3 separate regions of the Mus musculus genome follow, and all the other regions are linked to region 1. Evidence: chromatin contacts called from ENCODE Hi-C or POLR2A ChIA-PET data. All regions are on one chromosome and are shown on one strand. Each heading gives the region's core, a stretch centred on a gene start or an enhancer-like site at or near the end of the contact. The rest is flanking DNA. Distances are from core to core; before and after follow the strand shown.

The links. A loop is a pair of places that touch in the nucleus more often than their neighbours do. ChIA-PET counts read pairs that join two places held with the same protein, here RNA polymerase II (POLR2A).
Region 2: a loop to region 1 is called in a map of T-helper 17 cell, with 4 times the contacts of the local background. The contact joins the promoter of Rtn3 here to the promoter of Slc3a2 in region 1. A Hi-C loop is called at or near these places in 3 of 37 maps with a recorded cell type or tissue (T-helper 17 cell, T-helper 2 cell and regulatory T cell). POLR2A ChIA-PET finds 5 or more read pairs at or near these places in 3 of 5 experiments (Patski and embryonic stem cell).
Region 3: POLR2A ChIA-PET joins it to region 1 with 18 read pairs in embryonic stem cell. The contact joins the promoter of Plaat3 here to the promoter of Slc3a2 in region 1. POLR2A ChIA-PET finds 5 or more read pairs at or near these places in 2 of 5 experiments (Patski and embryonic stem cell).

What each region holds. Positions count from the first base shown.
Region 1 is chr19:8,711,065-8,716,196 of GRCm38, forward strand. It overlaps Slc3a2 (solute carrier family 3 (activators of dibasic and neutral amino acid transport), member 2), which reads right to left and starts at 2,833. Exons shown (of 9, transcript NM_008577.4): 1 at 2,278-2,833; 2 at 1,666-1,839; 3 at 770-864. The coding sequence starts at 2,683.
Region 2 is chr19:7,480,796-7,485,927 of GRCm38, forward strand. Rtn3 (reticulon 3) reads right to left here and starts at 2,496. Exons shown (of 9, transcript NM_001003934.2): 1 at 2,144-2,496. The coding sequence starts at 2,288.
Region 3 is chr19:7,554,984-7,560,115 of GRCm38, forward strand. Plaat3 (phospholipase A and acyltransferase 3) reads left to right here and starts at 2,476. Exons shown (of 5, transcript NM_139269.2): 1 at 2,476-2,581; 2 at 2,949-3,012. The coding sequence starts at 2,998.

The DNA of each region.
Region 1 (5,132 bases), core at 1,583-4,082:
GTCAAGAGCTTGCCCCTTTTGCAGAGGAGCCAGGTTCAGTTCCCAGCACCTACGTAGCAGCAGCTCACAACTATCTGTAACTTCAGCTCCAGGGGATCCAATATCCTTTCTTGACTGTCCAATACCCTTTCTATTTTCTGTCTTGCCTCTGGAGACTCCTATAATCACCCAATTTGGCTCTTGCTAGTTGCTGGGAGATTTGTGTTCTAGATCTCCATTGCTGAGGATAACCTTAAACTCCCAAGTGCTGGGGTACCAAACATGCACATAGTGCACAAACACTCATGCATAAAAACAAATCTTAAAAAGCATTCATAGTGGAGTTAACTCTTTAAAAAATAATAAAATATGGGGGAAGATAAAATACCAGATACACAGTAAGACTCTAGTACTTATAATTTCAGACTGGGCTCAGTTCCAAATACATCAAACAAAAACTGGGAAACCAGTCAGGTCAGGGTTCCCACAGAGAAAGAAAAGACTTCCTATCACAAAAAGAAAAATTAAACTTCCAGTTCCAGACTGACATCTGAGAAATTCCCTTCCTGGCACAGCCTCACTTCTAGAGTAAAGGAAACACATACACACACACACACACACACAAAGCAGTCAGAACAGAAACAAGAAGAACACCGTGCACCTGGGCCTATCCCTCCGGCTATGGGAAGAGGTATTCCTGCTTGGGAGAACCACACAGTGCACAGGAGGCTTGCTGTGAATAAATCCACACAGCACCAACATCTGTATGCTGTCGGCCATAAAACCTCACCTTCATTTTGGTGGCTACAATGTCAGCCTGAGCAGGGAGGAACCACGCATTCTGGCCCTGGTAGTTGGGAGTGAGGTCCAAAATGATGTGAATGCCTAGAAAAATAACGAGTTGAGAGAACTCCTTTGGGGAAGAAGAGGAAACAAGGAACTTGAACACAGGTTACTAGGTGAACCTACATACGGTTTGCACAGAATCTGAAGGAAACCCACAAAAGCCCTCAGGTGGTTTTATACTAGAGCAGTTCCTCCTCCGCCCACACACACACACACACACAAGTTTCCATACTGAGGTTTTGGTTTCTTTCTTATTTTCCCCTCCCATGAAGTCAGGGTTCTGTGTATGTGGGCGGGCTGCCTGAGGATAAATAAGCCCCTACATCTCCTTCCCAAGTGTGGGGTTATAGGCACATGCTGCTTGTGTTGTGCTGAGGAATCAAACTCAGGTCTTCATGGATCCTAGACAAGCACTCTTACAAACTGAGCTACGTTGTCAGCCCTCTATAGTGAACTCTAAAGCAGCATTTGAATCTCTTCTATATATAGGATCTACTTTATACATTTAAAAGCCATTTATTTTATCGAGCCATGGTGACACACTTAAGTCTAGCACTCGGGACCAGGGGAGCTCTGTAAACTCTCATCCGGCCTGGTCATGGTAGTCAGGTACAGGCCAACCAATTACATGGTGAGACCCTACCTGAGAACCAAAACCAAAATAAATACATAAAAATTACGCTCACGCATGAAGCACATTTTTTAGTGTAAATCATAACATATTCCCCCTTGTGCCTGACACAAAAAAACTGAGCCAGTTAGGAGAAAAATCAGACAAAAACTCTATCCTGTTTCTGGGCCAGAATGCCAAACCCTTTCTAGTTCCTTAGAAAGACCTACTCTTTTTCTTGGCACTTTGTAGAAGGTCTTTAAAATCTTCCTGGGAGCCCAAAGTGGGATTAATCTGTTTCAGGTCGGTTTCATTGATTTCATCCTTCTGGTTCTTGTGAATTGGGCCTAACACCAGGCCCTTCACCTTCAGGGTGCTCAAGTACTCCAGATGGCTCTTCAGACCTAGGAGGAGAGGGTTGGGTTAACCAATAGGGCATGAAAAGCCTCCAGCCTCCACATTCTCTCCACCACTTCCCGACTCCCTCTGACGCGGGTTGGATCATGAGACAAAGTAGCTGACGCAAGGAGTCTCACACATTACTTCAGAAACTGGTTTGAACTGGCTCAGGGCCGCGTGGTTGGGGGAGGGGAGAGGAGAAAGATGATGTGCTGAGTCAGGCACCCTTAGGAAGAAGTAGGGGTCCGGCTAGCGTTTTTTTTTTTTTTTTTTTAAAGAAAGGGGGGGGGATTTTTGCCAGGGAGTCGTCCCAAAAAAAATAGGTTGCAGTAAAGAATCACCAGCGTTCTAGAGAAGACGAGGAGGAAGGAAAAAAGCAGCAGAATGCCCGATTAAACGAGGGATTCATGGGGGCAAGGGATGAGGGTGCACACCCTACTCACCAGCTATGCCTCCCGCATCCCGGCCTACAAAGGCCTGAAGGTCGCCGATGCGGTAGAGGGCGCCCTTGTGCCACCACCTCTGTACAGGCAGCTCACGGCAGCGCGGCGCCCGAACGATGATAACCACGGCGCCCGCCAGCATGCCCAGCCAACCGAGCCAGAAGAGCAGCAGCAGCGCCCAGCGGGTGCGCACCCAGCCAGGGCTGCCCGCTACCTTCAGTAGCTCCTCCTTGGATAAGCCGGTGAACTTGACCCCGGCCTCCGTCTCGTCCTCCGCCACCTTGATCTTCACCAGACCGTTCTTCTCCCCGGCCGCCGCCCCGTCCGCTGCATTCATGGGCTGCTTCTCCGGTTCTAGCTCGTTCAGCTCCACATCTTTCATGTCCACTTCGGTGTCCTGGCTCATGGTGCCTGCAGAAACGGTGACACGACACGGCCTGTAGTCAGTGAGGCAGCTCTAATCCTGCCTGGATCCCCGTTCAGAGAGGCGTCCCGTGGCCGTGAGGCTAGCAGAGCTTCCTAACTGCTTCTGCCGCTGGGCGGGTGTGGCGGCGGGGAAGTGACCCAGGACTCCGCCCCGGTCCGCCTCTTAAAGAGATGCAGAGAAGTCTTTTCGCACCTCCAGCCTCGCTGAATACTCCCGTCTATCCCTAACGCTTATTCCTGCAAGAGTCTGGGAAGGGGAGCTTGTGGTCAGAAACCCTTAGAATAACAAACGTGAATTTGTCTTGACCAGGTTTCAAAGCCCCTCCTCCGACCTTCCGGCCCCTTACCCTGCGAGGCCTCTTTTCTCTCCACAAGATGACACCAGTCTCCATCCACATCGTGATCCCTTCGCCCCAAGCACGGCTCAGGCTGATCTCCCCAACTTCACACAGACCTTGGCACTACATCTCACTTCTGCTTTACGTACATCTTCTCATACTCCGGACTTAGCTGAGTTCCTGGATTCTCCTCGGGGCTTACACGTACTCACCTTTCAAGACTCCTTGAATTTAATTCCTCAGGCAGCAACTATTTACTGGGCACCCACTCCAATCCTTTGCTTCATCAACTGCATAGGATCAACTCTAATCCGTTCTTCTTGATTTTAAAATTCAACTGCAGAATTGAAGTGGTCACTACCCTTATTATCTTACCCTAGTTACTAGCAAGAATGTTGGATTACTGGGAATCAGGCATCCAGAAGAGATTAATGGGGCTGTAATAAACATTCCGAAGGTATTGAGGCACCTACCCTTTTAATATACAAGCTGTTCTAACTCTTTTTTTCTTTTTTTTTTAACTATTTACTATTTTTTAACTATTTACTCACTTATTATATGTGACTACACTGTAGCTGTCTTCAGATGCACCAGAAGAACTATTTACTCACTTATTATATGTGACTACACTGTAGCTGTCTTCAGATGTACCAGAAGAGGGCGTCAGAACTCGTTACAGATGGTTGTGAGCCACCATGTGGTTCCTGGGAATTGAACTCGGGACCTTTGAAAGAGCAGTGAGTGCTCTTAACTGCTGAGCCATCTCTCCAGCCCCTGTTCTAACTCTTAACCACCTTGCAATAACTCTCAAACCCTCTAGTGTGCCGGGCTACATCAGTTGACTATGCTAGGCCCTGGAACCAGCTTAGTTCCCTCACACTTTGAAAGTTTCTCAAATTCCCCCGGCAGAGGTCCTTGGCAAGAGGAAGGGTAAATGGGGCAGACTGGGTTAGCAGCAGGGACAAGTGAAAAGTGAACATCAACTCTAGGAGGTGCCAACAATTTCAGGAACTTTGTGTTCCAATTAGGTTATTTTCAGAGAGAATCGGAAGGAAACAACAGGTCCTTTCTCCCTCTCCCCACGTAGGCCGGCAGCCAAGATTGCTATGTATTTGGAAGAAAGCAGAAGCCAAGGCCAGAACAGTAGAGAGGAAGGGATATGAAAAGTCTCATCACCTGCCACTGTCCTTTTGAATTCCCAAAGTCCTCCCCGGCCTCACTAGAGAAAAGTCTATACACCAGCTCCTAGGAAGAGGGAAGAGGCTAAGGGTCATGCTAGTGTTCATAGTTGATAAGAGTCCTACCTTGCCCTGGGCATGACAGATAAGAAAAGTCCAATGCAGAGTTTATACACAGCGTGAAAGCTCAAGGTTTGTGGACTGTGAAGCAGAAGCACTCCTTGAAAGGGTTTGATGAAATGCTCATTAGAAACATGGTGTTTCAATCAACCAAACTGAAAACAAGATGGATCAAACCAACCAGATGTTCATCTGGAGCCGGGCGTGGTGGCGCACACCTTTGATCCCAGCACTCGGGAGGCAGAGGCAGGTGGATCTCTGAGTTCGAGGCCAGCCTGGTCTACAGAGTGAGTTCCAGGACAGCCATGGCTACACAGAGAAACCCTGTCTCAAAAAACCAAACCAAAGGGCTGGTGAGATGGCTCAGTGGGTAAGAGCACCCTACTGCTCTTCTGAAGGTCCGGAGTTCAAATCCCAGCAACCACATGGTGGCTCACAACCATCCATTAACGAGAGCGTCTGAAGACAGCTACAGTGTACTTACATATAATGAATAAATAAATCTTTAAAAAAAAAAAGACCAAAAAGAGAAAAAAGATGTTCCTCTGGTGAAGGTGCCTAGCCAGCAAACCTGAGCTCACTCCTCAGTGATCAGTGAAGATCAGTGAAAGGAGAACTGATTCCCAGGAGCTGTCTTCTGCCCTCCACACATGCGCACTGCCCTCCACACATGCGCACTGCCCTCCACAAAGTAAGTAAAATTTAAGGTAACACAGTATCTCCCCGCCCCCACCTCCAAGTGGCAGAAATCTATTCCTAAGCATCTTAGAGAGGAGACGTGAGCTCCCATCAG
Region 2 (5,132 bases), core at 1,246-3,745, 1.2 Mb before region 1:
CAATAATAAAACTGTGACAATGTGGCATGTGACATGAGGGAATGATAGCAGAAACACAAGCTAAACAAAAATACTGCATGTTAATATATCAGTACTGCTAATATAAAATTCACAGGGTGGCAGTACATACTTGCATTCCTCTGGCACACTAAGGGAGCCAATCCCTCTGACAGTGCATTAAAAGAATAAAAATGTTGATTCGAGGGCTGGTGAGATGGCTCAGTGGGTAAGAGCACCTGACTGCTCTCCCAAAGGTCCAGAGTTCAAATCCCAGCAACCACATGGTGGCTCACAACCATCCATAACAAGATCTGACTCCCTCTTCTGGTGTGTCTGAAGACAGCTACAGTGTACTTACATAAAATAATAAATAAATCTTTAAAAAAAAAAAAAAATGTTGATTCGTGATGGGTGTGGTGGCATGCACCTGTAGTTCCCATGGAGGTTGAGGCAGAATCATCTTGCATTCAGGGCTAGCCTGGGCTACTTTGTATTAAAATTTTTTTTCACTATTTGATGACAACCATAGCTAAAAATTTAATTCTCTGAGTGCTAGCTAGACTGATTCCTCAATACTTAACATTTGATCTTCAGCACAAAAGGCCAACTTCTGAAACCTAGACTTTTATCAGAAATTTGGAAATTAGGACTAGGCCAACCAAACAGTAAGCAGTGATTAAAGGCAAGTCACTAAGTTATAGAAAAGCCACCGTTTATCTGGAAAATAGCCCAAAATGCAAAAATTTGAAAGAGAAATGCTGGTGGTTTAAACAGAACCAGGGTTCAAAATATGCTGCCTCATTCCCTTTATCTCCAGAAAACTTCCTCCCATACCATTTATCCAAATGGCCATTCCCATGGAGAATTCTGCAGGGCACCAAAGCTCTCAGACAGGTGGAAGGCCAGTATTAGGAAACATGAGAGAATATATTTAATGCTAAGATCAGGAATATTGTGTCATAATTCAAGACTGCGCTGGAGTCAACAAAGCATTTTCTAAACCTCTTAAAATCCTTCCTTTGACAAACCGAATTTTTCGCCAAAGACTCAGTTCTCTTAAGAACCACCACCTGCCAGTGGTGCATATTTTTCCTCAAGAAGGCATCTGCACTGCAGATCTCTCTGATCTGAGTCGAGCTTGCCAGTCAGCTCCCACCAGCAGGCAGACTTGTATACAAAAGAAACTAAAGGAGGCCGCCAGCGTCCCTCCTAGTCTTTTCACACACAAGAGAGAAGGGGGTTCAAGCAGCCCAGGCTTTGTCTGAATTCTTTCCCCTGCAGCAATCGTTCCCTTTTGTTATGCTGCTATTGAGAATAGGCCATCGAAAACAAGAAATCAAAACATGGTGATGGCTTGGCAAGACTGTATTTATTATCTTCTAGAATATAGCAACTGACTGCGTGTCCCCACCCCCACGATGCACCACCGGTGAAGAGCCGGCTGTGTTGCAGATGCAGCCAAGGATCCATCTTGGACTATCAGCAGCTCCCTCCCAAATCTTCCCATGCTATTCTCATCACGCCTCATCTACCTCAGAGTCTCAGAAAAAAAAAAAAAAAAAAAAAAAAATCTGGCATTCAGTTTAGCCAAAAACAGTAACAGAACTTCCTGATCCTTCTGGCGAACAAAAAAAAAAAAAAATTTTTTTTTGGAAGGCTATATCATCCATTTAAGATTGTGTCAACCGGTCTGCAAACCTGCAACGCCACCTTTTCCACCACTACCCCTCTCAAAATCCTAGCGACTTCATTTCTCCTACGTCCCACCTGTCACAATCCCCTGAGGCTCGCTAATCCTGCTCTAAGTCACCCCCACCCCCCGACCCACCCTAGGGCTCTCGGGCCTCCAGCACTCGATCCATTGGGTGCACATAGCCTTTCTCCGTTTTCACCCCACTGCGGTGCCCTCCCTTGCAGGGGGTCAGCGTCAACGCCCACTCTAGTTCACCACCCCGCCCCCAACCTGTTTTCTTCACACCCCGTTATTTCCTCACCTCGGTCCTTCGCTCCCCTCCCCCTTAGCCTGTTCCTCAAATGCCCGCCAAGAGACTAAAGCCGCCCACGGCCCAGACAGGTCGCTCGCCCCTTCCCGGAGACCCAGTAGCTCGCGCTCCCCAGGGACCAAGCCCCACGCGCGCCTCACCCGCACACGAGGAGCCGCAGCTCTTCGCCCCCAGGGCGGGGCAGGCTCCAGGGCTCCCGCCGCCGCCGCCGAGAGCTGACGGCTCGGCCCCGGAGGACGACGAGGAGACTGACGGGGACTGAGTGGCCGCTGACGACTCCGCCATGGCTGTACGAGCAAGGGCGGGAGAAGGGTGAAGAGAGACGTAGGGCGGGAGAGTGGGAGGGGACACAGAATAATCCAGCAGCTGGCTCTCCGAAGTTCCCGGCGACGCCTGTTCGGAAGACTGACTCCGACAGACTGACTGACTCAGCCGAGCTCCGCAGGGAGAGAAGGAGTGCGAGCGCGCATGCGCACAAAGAGCCTGGACGCGCGGGCGGCGGCCTCGGAGGCGCGCAGCGACGCAATGCGCAGGCGCAAGAACTGTCCCTCTGCGCTCCCGCAGGAAAGGACGCAGTGACTGGGCCCGCGGGTGGGGCAGGCCTCTCGGGGGTGAGGGGTAGGGGGTGGGGGAATGGGGGAAAGCCTGACGTAAGGGGCGTGGCTAAACTCTAGAACCGGCCCGCCACTGCAGCCCCTGCTACAGATTAACCGTGCCCAGTCTCCCCACCTTCCACTTGTTTATGTGAATGTTTTCTAGCTGGCAGATTATGTTTCTTTATGCCTTCATAAGCTACAAATTTTTTATTATAAATCCTAATTGATGTCTTTGCCTGATACGTACCAGCCTGTGACTCCAAAGAGTACAATATTTAAAGACCCCCCCTCTGTAATGTTCTTTTTGAATTATCTGGTCGTGTCGTAATATCGCCCCACCGAGGCAGGCATGGTACAGTCCCATGTTTGATAGGTGGAGAAAGATGCTAAACAGAATGAGAAACTATTACTCATTCCAATCACATTGCAATGCAGGCACAGAATCGGCTTCATATTTTTATCTTGTTTTTCTTCCCAAAGAGGCTTCAGGTTGTCTTTTCTCTGAGCTATGTTCTGAGCTACAAAAAACATACTTTGGAAAATAAAAAAGAAGCTGCCGAGGAAAGGAAAACCAGGAGAAAACGTCTTGGTTGGGACTGGGGGAATGGAGTGGACATGAAATGAGGTATTAAAAATGAGGCACAGATACTCATAATACTGAATTTTATTCATGTCCTAAGATGAGTCCCCCAAAAAATGACATTTGAAACTGGACATCAATTTATGTCAAATTTTGTTCTTTTTAAATTTTAAGTACATAATGATGATAAAGCTGTGGGATTTGATGTTGCTAAGTAGCAATCTATGACCCAAAGTGCAATTGCAGATTCAGCAAATTCTGTAAAGATGCTAACTCACAGAGGGAGCGCTAGGCAAGCAGGCTGCTGCAGATGGGGAACAAGCTGTGGACCGCATCTGTCCTAGACAGTTTTTTAAGGTCAAATAAAGCTCAGATAGCATCTTGGTTGTTGCAGTGTTCTGAAAACGATCCAGGATATTTCCCAAAATGACTCTGGAAAATATCTTACTCTGTCACTCAACGGCAGGCATCAATTGATAGTGCAGCAAACTGTCCCCCGATGCTGTTGAGTGCCAGAGAACGATGGCAAAGGGAACTGTATGCCAGTAATCAGGAATCCAATTACTTATTTTGGTGAATGCTTAAGTATTTTTTTCTTAAAGTCTATGTTAAAGTCAGGCATGCTGGATAGTTCTATGTTACCTTGAAATCTGAAAAGAGGGAACCTTGATTAAGAAAATGACTCCAGCCAGGCAGTGGTGGCACACACCTTTAATCCCAGCACTTGGGAGGTAGAGGCAGGTGGATTTCTGAGTTCAAGACCATCCTGGTCTACAGAGTGAGTTCCAGGACAGCCAGGGCTACAACAGAGAAACCCTGTCTCTGGAAAAAAAAAAAAAAAAATGACTCCAGGGCTGGTGAGATGGCTCAGTGGTTAAGAGCACTGACTGCTCTTCCAGAGGTCCTGAGTTCAAATCCCAGCAACCACATGGTGGCTCACAACCATCTGTACTGGGATCTGATGTACTCTTCTGGTGTGTGTTTGAAGACCGTTACAGTGTACTCATATAAATAAAATAAATAAATCTTTAAAAAAAAAAGAAAAGAAAAAGAAAATGACTCCATAAGATCAGGTGGTGAGCAAGCCTAAAGGATATTTTTCTTAATCAGTGATCAATGGGAAAGGGCCCAGCCCATTGTGGGTAGGAGCATCCCTGGGCTGAAGATTCTGGGCTCTATAACAAAGCAGGCTGAACAAGCTAGAGAGCAAGCCAGTAAACAGCACTCTCCACGGCCTCTGCATCAGCTCCTGCCTCCAAGTTCCTGCCCTGTTTGAGTTCCAGTTCTGACTTCCTTCAGAAGTAAGTAGAATAAACCTTTTCCTTCCCATGTTTGTTTTTTGTTTTTTGTTTTGTTTTGTTTTGTTTTTGTCACTGTTTTGATGCAGCAACAGGAACCCTAACAAAGTTGTACCAGTGTAGTGGGGTCTTATGACAGACTGGATCATGTGCCCTAGCTCTTCCCTCTTGGAGTATGAAAGTGCTTATTTTTGATGTTACAGGAACCCACAGTTGAGAGACTTTAAAACGTTTTTAAAAAGAGATTTTAGAGTTTTACAGAGAGTTTGGATTTTAAAAGAGACTGGGTATTTTTTTTTTTTTTAAAGACTGAAAACTTAATGAGTGAATTTGTAAGGCTGTGGGACTTTTTCTTTTTTTTTTTTTTGTTTTTTTTTTTTGTTTTTTGAGACAGGGTTTCTCTGTGTAGCCCTGGCTGTCCTGGAACTCACTCTGTAGACCAGGCTGGCCTCGAACTCAGAAATCTGCCACCACTGTCCAGCCTATGGGACTTTTTAAGTTTGTAAAATGTTTCATCCTGTGATGTTTATATTAATGTGTGATCTTGGGGAAGAAAGGAAAGGGTATGACTTCACAGTGATTTGTGTGTCAAGTTGACTAGGGTCAGTTGTATTGGATATCCTAAAACATCAGGTGTGGCAGCACAGGCCTGTAA
Region 3 (5,132 bases), core at 1,226-3,725, 1.2 Mb before region 1:
GGATTGGTTGAGTGATAAAGCGCATGAGACAATGGCATTTATTAATGCTGACTCTCCTTATCAAGAAGCCGGGGAGTATCCTGTGATGTGGGTGATCATGTGCCTCTCATGTTACTAATACCTAACAAAGCCTGACCAGGGGTTCACTGTGTGGCAGACAGTGCTCAACAGGTTAAAGAGCTCTTCCTTTGGGAAATGTCCTCTTGTACATTGTCTAATAGAATGAGCAACCCATTTCATAGATGAACAGAATGAGGCTCAGAGGGAGGTACATTCACTCATAAAATGCCCACTGTGTGCCACTGGGGATACATATGAAAGAAAGCATTGGGGATTTATTATGGCTTAAGGACCAATACTTAAGTCCTTTTTGCTGTACAATTTCTAGCTGTCTCCACCACTCTCATGTGTACTGAGTTGACCAGGCTGGTCTAGAACTTCCAGGCTCAAGTGATCTTCTGCCTCAGACTACAGTTGTATGCCACCAAACCTGTCCCTTTGGCTGGCTTTTTAATTTCACATAGATTTGTAGGGAGAAGCAAAAATCCAACTCTACTGATCTAATCCTGGTTGACTTTCAGAATTAAATTGACTTGGAATAGACGATCAGGAGGAGAAGCATGCACATTCCCCGGATGCAAGTTGTGTGTATCCTAGGGGTTTGCAGGGGGAAATGAAGACTTATGGATTTGTGGCCCAATTTCAATTGCTAGTGTCCATGAGGTCCCAAGAGTCACTCCAGGATCAGAAAGAACTATGGAGTGTGAGGAAGAGGAGGGGACAAGGACCCCAAGAAGCAGCTAGGGAGGAAAAAGAATAGTTAAACTTTGCAGAAGTGTTTACGTTAAGTGAGAAATCGGAAAAGGCGAGTTATTGCTATCCTTTTGGAGTGGTGCTGGGAGTAGAGTCCAGGGCCTCTGGGTGATGGTTTCTTTCTGTTTTAGTGAGAGAAGCCATCATTTGGGAATTTCGATTCCTGATTTATTTGTTTGTTTTGCTTTTGAGACAGGATCTTACTGTGTAGCCCCAGCTGGCCTTGAAGTCACAGAGATCTTCCTACCTCTAACTCCTGAGTGCTGGGTTTAAAGGCATGTGCCACCATGCAGAGCCTCATCTTCTGCTTTTAAGAAAGAGAAAAGAACACTGTACAGAAATGAACAGTAGCCATGTTTGTCCAGAATGCTTCTTTTTCTTTTTTCATTTGTGCAATGGTAATATACTGTTTTAAACATCTAACCTTTTATGTTCATGGATTTGATTTCAAACACGAATAAAGTAATCTCTGAATATTGAAAAGGAAATCAAAAGAAATTACATATTTCATGTTCCTCAATCAAAATGCCAGGGAGTGTATTTTTTTAACTCCTTCAATTACAAAAATGTTTTGAGATTTATTTTATGAGTGTAACAGAGCTTCAGACTTAGTGGGCCCCAAGACTTTAGCACAACTGACTCCATGATGGAAGTATCATTCAGGCAGACAGCACCACCTGCCAAAGCTAAAACAGAGGCCAGGTGTACTAATCTTATTTTTGGCTTCTGTGAGCCTGCTTTTGGCTAACTGTTCTTGTTAACTGAAGAATGCCAACCCAGAACATGGTTTTTGTGTTTAAAAGCTCACTCTGAGAAAAGCTAAGTGCTACACTGAACACCCACTGTAGTTGACAGCCAGGCTAATAAAGACTTTCTATTGGCTGAAACCCCTGTGCAAGCTGTCTTCTCTATGTGTGTTTTGTCAGTATGTGTGCACATGTACCAGGTCTGTACCTCATGAGTAACAATGTCAAAAGAAGGTATTGGATCCCCTGGAACTGAGTTAATCATGGTTGTGAGCCACCATGTGGATCCTGGGAACCATCCGGGGCCCTTTGCAAGAGCAGCAAGTGCTCTCAACCCCTGAGCCAGCTCCTCAACCCCACATTACTGTTGTTGTCATTATTTTTATTTTTATTATTATATTTTGGATTTTTGAGGCAAGGTCTCTTTGCATAGCTCTGGCACCCTTGGAACTCACTATGTGGAGCTAGCCTCACAGAGATGGGCCTGCCTCTGCCTCCTGAGTGCAGGAAACAAAGGCATAAACAACTACATCTGGCTATTATTATCATCATCATCATCATTATTTATTATTATTATTTTGGAGAGAAGATCTCAAACAGTAGCTCAGGCTAACTTTAAACTTATGGCAATCCTCCTGCTTCAGCTTGTCAAATGCTAGGATTTCAGGCATGTATTACTCTTAAAAAATAGCCTTTTGGTATGATTCATGTACAAAGATTAAATGTAATTCGACATAACATGTTCTTCCATGAGGAGTGTGTATAGGCTGTCAAGGGCTGGGGAATCTGGGGCAGAGGAGCAGAGAGGCGGGAACGCAGCGGGAGGGAGGCATCTAAGTGACTACTGAGTAGTGGCATGCCCTTGGCGACGCTCTCATTAGCCAGTTACAGGAGGAGGGGCGGGGTGATCTGGCTCAGCCTGGACTCTGCGGCCATTAAACCAGTCCCCATTGCGCTGGCCTCCACTTGCCTACTTGGGGCGCGAGGAGGTTGGAGAGTTTTTTTCTGGGACCCAAGCAAAGGTGAGAAGCCCGGGTGCCTCTGCGGGTCCCCGAGGGCTGTCTGGGAGGCGGAGAGTGTTTCGGCTGCGTAAACAAGCCAGGCGAGAGCTGCCACCTGTCTGCCATCCGCCGTACGCGGAGAAAAGGAGCCAGGGGCGCACGAATGCCTGCCTGGCCAGGAACCCTGCTGGTGACCAAGGATCCCGTGAGCCGCTTCTGCCCTACAGAGAGGGATTTGTCTATTCAAGGGCAAGCTCAGGTCAGAGCGGAGGAGAGCGAGAAAGTTGGAGAAGTTTGGTGGAAGTTTCTGGAGGGCTCTGCTAAAAGCTACCCTGCTCCTGGAGACTTGCTAGAGACTTAATGAGCTTTGCTCCCCTCTGTGTCTTAGGCATCCACGCTGCTGCTAAGCTGAAATTGAAGCTCACACATCCTGGAAAATGCTAGCACCCATAGTAAGTACAGCGTGAGAAGCCAAGGGTGGGCCAGGGATGGGTGTAGTGTTTTAATGGTGACTCTTGTTTTCTCCGGGTCTGACTCGCTGTTTTGAAGAGAGGAGCTTTGTAGTGAGGAAGCTACATTTGAACCCTTGGGGGATCAGGTATGAGCTGTGGGTCAGCTGCCACCTGTTGAGCCTCAGCAGTTGGCTGCCACCCTGCTTGAAACATGCTCAATAGAAAGCAGTAGAGGGGGGGAAGTTGGGGGCTGGGTCTTCTTACCAAACCCGGACCCTGGGCAGGTTCCTGGGTCGAATGTCTGAAGTTGATTCTGCTTATTTTTGTCTTGTCAGCTGACCCATGGCCATCCCTGCTGCCAGCAAACACTCAGCTCTGGCTTTTCCTTCATTTCTTCCCTCCATCCCCCCTTCTCTTTTCTTTCTGATTTTTGTTTTGCTTTTGTTTTTGAGACAAGGCTTCAGGTAGCCCAGACTGGCCTCAAACTTCCTATTTAGCGAGGACAGTTTCTTCCTTCTGGTTTCTCTGCCCCCACCTCTTGAGTGCTGGAATTATAGGTGTGAGGCCCCATACCCAGTTTTGTGAAGCCCTCCTGCATGGTAGGCAAGCACTCTACCGACTGAGCCACATCCCAGCCCCCGGCATCTTTGTTAACCCATGATGTCTTGAGATTGGAACAGGGCAAATGTCTTCTTCATTTTAACAAGACTGTTGATTTGGTTCAGGTTTTTGCAGACAACCCTCTTGGGATTGTGCTCCAGCTGAGTACTGGTGTGGGATTATAATCAAGTTCAAGTTTATTCGGTTCCCAAGTGAAAACAACACTTAAAACCTAACAGTTCTCATAGCAGCAGAGTCACTCCAGGCTGCACTTTCTGTTTCTGGTACTGTGAGGCCAGGCTGTTTTGCTTTCTGTTTGAACCCGGGAAAACCCAAGAGCACAGAAGTTAGCACTATATTTTATATTTTCCATATAAAGCTTGAACTCTGCTGAGCCGTGAGGAGCTGACTCATAAAAATACATGTTTGTCTCAGTTGTGTGTTTTGACTGTGTAACCGTGTGTTGATATAATTTTGTTGTAGTAGACAATTTAAAAAGCATGTTTGTGTATATGTATGTGTGTGTTTGTGTATGTGTTTTGGGGGGCATGCATATGCCGTGGCAAACATGTAGAGGTCAGGGAGCTGTCTGCGGGAATTAGTTCCCCTCTTCGCTATTTGGGTTCTGGGATTTGAAGTCAGGTCATCAGGCTTGGCAGCAAGCTCCTTTGCTTTATAAGCCACCTCACTCACTTTTTAATTAAAACAGTAAGAAATAAATATACACCAATTGCAGGCTTATGTAGAAGCTATGAAATCTCACTGATGAATCCTCTCTTCTCAGACTGAGGAGACGTGTCACTCTTTCTCCTGCATCCAGCTCCGTATGTACTGTCATCTCATCTCCAGGGCTGTGAATGAAGGCATGGTGGCACACACCTGTAACCCTGCCACTTGGGATGCAGACTTGGAGGCTATCCTTGGCTCTGTGGAGAGACCTTATCTCAAACAAAATAAAACAGGATTGCCAGGTAGTGGTGGCGCACGCCTTTAATCTCAGCACTCGGGAGGCAGAGGCAAGTGGATCTCTGAGTTTAAGGCCAGCTTGGTCTATAGAGTGAGTTCCAGGACAACCAAGGCTTTGCAGAGACACCCTATCTCACAAAACCACAAACAAACAAACAATGCTGAAGAGATGGTTCGGTGGATAAGAGCACTGGATGCTTTTCCAGAGGACATGGATTTAGTTCCCAGCACACCCATGTTAGCACAGCTAACAACAGGCTGTAACTCCCATCTCAAGTGATCTGACACCCTTTCCTGGTATCCAAGGGTGCTGTACACCTGTGATCCGCAGACACATGCAGTCAAAACACCCATACACAGAAAGTAAAGAGGTAAAAACAAACAAACAAACAACAACAACAAAAATAACAACCAACCAACCAACCAACCAAAAAACCCAAAGTCCTAACCCAAACTAAAAATGCAGGGCTGTAGGCAGAGGTCGGAGTAGCACACTGGGCAGGGCTCTGGGGCTTGGGGAGGAGAAGGCAGCTGGAAAAGCTCAGCCCGGATCG